Linked DNA regions of Homo sapiens: region 2 is linked to region 1. Evidence: chromatin loops called from intact Hi-C (ENCODE). Cell type or tissue: mammary epithelial cell. All regions are shown on one strand. Each heading gives the region's core, and the rest is flanking DNA. Links, peaks and the distances in the headings are about the cores only.

What was found. Peaks named below come from ENCODE experiments on the same cell type or tissue, not always from the same donor. Only the 100,000 strongest peaks of a DNase experiment are listed, where the experiment ranks them.
Region 2: a loop joins it to region 1, with 10 times the contacts of the local background. A loop is called at or near these places in 1 of 110 quality-filtered maps.

Annotation. Positions count from the first base shown.
Region 1 is chr13:101,017,259-101,020,176 of GRCh38, forward strand. The region is part of intron 3 of NALCN-AS1 (NALCN antisense RNA 1); the gene reads left to right. Among named protein-coding and RNA genes, the nearest start is that of LINC00411, 74 kb to the left of the region's middle. In mammary epithelial cell, for the core only: no CTCF peak of the experiment used is centred there; a DNase peak (open chromatin) is centred at 1,663.
Region 2 is chr13:100,939,734-100,942,651 of GRCh38, forward strand. All of the region lies in intron 2 of NALCN-AS1 (NALCN antisense RNA 1), which reads left to right. It overlaps LINC00411 (long intergenic non-protein coding RNA 411), which reads right to left. Exons shown (of 3, transcript NR_047015.1): 2 at 1,269-1,399. Among named protein-coding and RNA genes, the nearest start is that of LINC00411, 3.2 kb to the right of the region's middle. In mammary epithelial cell, for the core only: no CTCF peak of the experiment used is centred there; no DNase peak of the experiment used is centred there.

The DNA of each region.
Region 1 (2,918 bases), core at 239-2,738:
GCTATTTATAATAAAGAGACATAATGAGTCTCAGCTGCACCCAGGGAGGTTGCAGCAGGTCAGGAGCCTCTCTGTCTGCTCCATTGTTGCTGGGAGAGAGGGTCTTGTTCCAAGGGTTGGGTGGGAAACAGGAATTCCCCACACTGTCCCTGAAATTGTGGAGTGATGAACTAGGGAGGGAAGTCTTAACTGGAATTTTTCAATATTAGATTTTCCAGAGACTTCATTCAGCCCACTCTTCAGTAGGGAAATAAATCCTTTATGTAGAAAAAAAATCAAACCATTTCCTTTTGAATAAGGTAATCTCTGAATCTGAGGAACCCCGAGATAAGATGATGTATTAGCCTGCTCAGGCTGTCCTAACAATGTACCGCAGACTGGGTGGCTTCAACGTCGGAGATTTATTTCCTTGCAGTTCCGGAGGCCGGGAGTTCTAGAATACATCAAGGCATCCACAGGGTTGGTGTCTTCTGAGTCCTCTCTCCCGGGCATGCAGGGGGCTGTCATCTCCCTGTGTCCTCACATGGTCTTCACCCTGTGTATGTGTGCCTTACTCTTTGCTTAAAAGGACATCAGTCATATTGGGTTAGGGTAGAGCCTCATTTTACCTTCACTACCATTTTAAATACCCTATCTCCAAACACAGTCACATTCTGAGGTACTGGCTCTGCATATAAATTTGGGGGGACACATTTCAGCTCATAATAGATGTGCATCTTATTTTTGAAAATAAAATTACAGAGGTCTTTCCTCTTATTCCCTTTTCCTCTTTCACCATTCCTGCCTTTCCTGTATTAGCTGAGACAGTAATTCATATTGTCAGAGCACACACTGTCTCTCTCTCTCACACACAAACACACATACCTCCACACACTTTATCTTTCCTGCCTCCAAATTATTTTCTTGTTATTGGAAGCAAAAATGCATTTTTCCTTCATAGGCACCTTCTTACCCAGTCCTCAATGGGTGCTGTGATCAAAGGAGGCCACCACAGCTCTATTAGCTCATGCCCAAATAAAGCCAAATCTCACACCTTCCACAAGTGACCTGTGTTGCTCCCTTCCTGAGGTTGTTTCACAGAGAAGAGACCCAAGGTTAGGCTGGCTGTTGGCCTCCATCAGTGATAGTGATGGCTGGGTCACAGGTTGCTGAAGGAGTCAAGGGACTCATTCAATACTGGATGCTTCTGTTCCTCTTTCCTCTGGGGCTGGACTAATTAAGGAAAAATGTTTCCTGGCTGTTCAGGTTTCCTCCATGCTAATTCAGGCCTATTCTTGCAGATGCATACAGTTATGACTTCATTATGCTTGTTGGTATGGAAATAGAGGTAAGATCAGGTGCCCAGTGGTCTGAAAAATGTTGACATGCATTTTTGAGCCTGTCCACAGTTGTCGTTAAAGCCTTGTCAGACTTCCCTGGGAGGACATTTAGAGTGAGAAAAAAGAGAACCTAGGAAAAATTCCTGGGAAACATCAGCATTTCCAGTTCAGCTGCATGCTTGCAGATGCGAAAAAGTCAGGGAAGTGGAAGCCAGGAAGGTGAGAGGAAAACCGGGATGGGAGGAGCTGTGGAGATCAAGGGTGGGGCAAGAGTTTCATCGGGGAGGGGCAGCAGTCTGCAGTGGCCAGGGTTGTGGATACATGAAGCATATGATTCCTGACTAAGTGAGGATTTCTGGAGTGCGTCATCTAATTTTCTCTGAACTCATTTTGCAAGAATTTCCTAGGGATTCCATTGGGGCGGGCGAGGTTCCCCTTGATGCTTTCGTGTAGTAGTTGGCTCAGAGGGAATGGTGGAGGTAGGAGGCATATAGCTCCTCTTCAAGTGCCACTTCAAATCCACTAGGTGTTATCTCTCATTTTGGCTACTGAGCTACATGTTGTGCCCCCGTTCCAGCACCTTCCAGCAGGTGTAACTGACAATACTCACCCCAGGCTCACACACATAGCCTTTGCTTTGTGCTGCTGTCTTCTCCATTGGTATGGCATGGAGCATGGCCATTAGCACCTGCTCAGTGCTCATGAGTGCACCAGAGTTATTTCCCTGTGGGCAGCTTGTGACCAGAGTAGGTCAGAAGCTAATGGAGAAATGCTTCCTCCTTTCCTCCTCTGGGAAAAAGGTCTGCAGAATTGAGCAACTGGTTGCCTGTGGTGATGGCCAAATTTCTGAACACATCATTAGAATGTTAGGGTGACTCTCTCCTCCTCTGCTTTGCTTTCTCTCACCCTTGGTCCATGGACCACCCTCCCTACTGAAGTACTTGCAACTCAACTTTGGGGGAAACTGTGGATAAGAGAATTAGTCTGGGAAGAGTTGGATTACTTAAAAGTCAAAGAGGAATACGGACCCCATTGCTGGTGATAAGAGGAGTGGTGATAATCCTTGGTATGCAACAGCTTCCTGTTACTATGGCTCTTGCCTGTGGTAGAGTGATATGTGGCACAGGTGGAAGGTAATGCATTAACTTAGGTCAGCAGCTGGCAAGCCATCGTCCGTCGCCTATTTTTGTATGGCCTGTGAGTATAAAATGGCTTTTGCATTTTTAGAGGATTGGAACCACACACACACACACACACACACACACACACACACACACACACACACAGAATATGCAACAGAGACTGTGTGTAGCCTACAAAGCCTAAAATATTTTCTGTCTTCCATTTACTGACGAAGTTTGCTGAACTCTGGTGTAAGTGATAGGGTACCATGTGAACAATGAGAACATGAAGAATGGCCATGGCAGCTGACAGCTAACGGCTAGATAGTACTAGTGAACATGAGTAACACTCACAGAATATAAGCAATAATTAGACAAGGCCACTGTGTCACCACCATGGAACAAGACAGACAAGACCACTTCATGACTGTGAGTGAAACAAGATAGAGACAAGGACACCCTGCAACTCCCCCTCCAA
Region 2 (2,918 bases), core at 220-2,719, 78 kb before region 1:
GCGGGTGGGTCACTTGAGGTCAGGAGGTCAAGACCGGGCTGGCCAACATGGTGAAACCTCGTCTCTACTAAAATACAAAAATTAGCTGGGTGTGGTGGTGCGTGACTGTAATCTCAGCTATTTGGGAGACTAAGGCAGGAGAATTGCTTAAACCCAGGAGGTGGAGGTTGAAGTGAGCTGAGATCGCACCACTGCACTCCAGCCTAGGTGACAGAGTGAGATCTGTCTCAAAACACACACACACACACACACACACACACACACACACAAACCCGAAAACCAAACAAAAAACCCACATTTAACTTGATATGTAGGAAGTACTAAAAAACGTCAATTGTACCTAAATATATTCCACTATTTTCATATTACAGATGAGGAAAATGAGACTTGGAGAGTTTCACCAATACACTCAAGGTCTTATAGCTCCCTAGGGCTGGACATATGCTTAGAATGTGATGGCAGTGGGAGAGGCCATGGGGAGGGGTGTACCTTGGTTCTAGGAAACACAGAGATAGTAGGAAAGTAGCATGGGAAGGACTCTATATCAAATGTGTATAAATCTATAACAAAATTCAGGCCCGAGGGTAGACGTGAGGCTGCTGATACAATAATAGCAGGAGAGATCTCTGATTCCACCCTTTGGGAGGCTCTGGCATGTTGGCTTTCAGCCGGTTCCTAAATCTTTCAGCCTGTCTTCTCTGCAGTGAACCATCCGAGGGCCTCTGTCCTTTCCTTGTATTTCTGGTCCTCTTGAATCATCCTCTTCCTCACATTTGTTTCCTCTCAGGTTCCTCATCTCTTTAGCCGATGTGGCTGAATGCCAGGTGGTATCCTGGCTAAGGCTCAGCCAATCCTGGCTTATGGGAACAAGAATGAGAACCTCGGGATTCTACACTTCATCCTAATTCCTTGGATTTTTAAGCTGTGTTTGTGCTGAGCTGGGTGCATGCTGTGTTTCTGTAGTCGATTTTTCCTCATCAGGGAGTCTCTCTTGCATACATCTTTCCTGAACCTGGTACTGACTGATTCCCCTGATTTTGAGTGTATTCTCCTAACAAAGGCAAGCAGTGCACATTGGCACAGCCGCTTGGTATTTTTCCTAGAATGCTAGAAGGAAGCAGACATTCATTTGCTTTTCGCCAGTCTCTCTTTGTCTAAATTGTCCCATTTGGCTCAGCCCGTTGGCTTTAGTCATTAGAAGGGGGATGTAGGAAACTGTTCCTCTTGGTTTATGAGCTTAAGCCCAAGTACATCAACATGTGCCTTACCAGGACAGAGATTTACATAAATATTCCTGGGCTATCAGAGTTCTGTGAAGAGTGTTTCTGCATTCCAGATGTAGGGCACGCATGTCCAAATCCCATGTGGAGGTCACAGTTCACTAACTCTGGAGGGCCACCTAGAGAAAAGAAGTGTTTCAGGATAATCACTCTGCAAACTGTAGACAAGAGACCCAGAAACCACCATTCTTTTGGTGCTGTTTAGAATTTGGACAAAGAGCCACAGACACATTTTTGAGGTGAGGAGAACTGCGTTTTCCTTTTCATAATGTAAAAAAACCCATCTTTAGCATTTTTGGAATAAGCAATATTCATCTCTCAATTAGTGTTAACAGCTAATCAGGGTGCAGCAGGATAGTAGAGCTTTCCTCGAACAGCAGGCAGCTTGTTTTATTTTTTCAATGCAGCTTAAAGATTATTTGAAAAATCTCCTTCAGAGACCAGTGTGCGGGGAGCCACCTACCCCAGTCAGAATTTAAAATGATCCATAATACAATATTAATGATTGATGCGGAAGCTCACAGTTTGGGGCTGGGGTTTAATTAGATAAGCATTGCAGCTGTTTTCGGGTGGAAGCAACTTGATAGGACGTGGAGCTGTTATGTGACTTCCCATCTACAGGGTATCTATTGAAGCGGAAACAGAAGCAAGCTACTAGGAATTATGATGATTACATTTTTTTTTTCAGTGCTGAAATGAGTAGAAGTCTGATTGTAGGGGAGGAAAAAGCATTTTGTAATTAAAAAGGTAGGTTTGGATCCTCTATTCATTTGCTCATGAACTTAACATTCATAGAAAAATCAGCTAGTTGCAGGCAAGCAAAGATCTGGCAAGCTATATGTAAAGAAGTTACATGTGTGGCTCTTTTGGCCTGTACCACTTTGCACGTACAAAATCCTTTTGCCTCAAACCCATCCTTCCCTTTGCAAACATCAGGTCATGTCAGGCTGCCTAATGTCTTATGCATGCAGACAAATACCTCTAATGGGCTGCTTTGGAATTGCTTTCTCACCCTGAAAACTTGAGAAGAATTTAAACTGGGGTCCATTTCACCGTATGTCACTTTCTAAGTCAAAGGGACTTGTCAGCATTTGATTACGATAAGAGGAGTTTCCTGTGTCTCAAGCTGGAAATGGCTAGAACGCACTGTGTAGTCTGTTTACAACTAAGCTTCAGCCTGTATGAATGACCTCTAGTCATGAGAGCCATCTCATGAGGGCAGTTTATTGAGGCTTATTGTAAATTAAATGCCCCAGATTTCCAGGATTTATTCCACCACAATGAGGCTTGGAACTCTGTACATTTAAAGTGGTTTTGTTAAATTGATTTTTAAATTATCTCTACCTAATAAAAAGGAAGCCTGTCTAGGTGTTTTGTGTTGTAAAATAATTATACTAGCCATCTGGTTATCTATGAGATAAATTTTTAATTGTTTATTGTCAATAACTACAAAATGTGAAGTCACATGAGAATGCTAAGTGTATTATTTTTATTGTGTAGATGAAGCTTACTGAGTCTTCTCCTGATTGTTCTAAATCAATTTCTGCCTGACTCTTTGTGAATAGGGGAGAAATGAATCTTTTGGAAGGTGCATTAACTCTCTCAGGTTATTGTCATTCTTTGCACTGAAAAGGGACT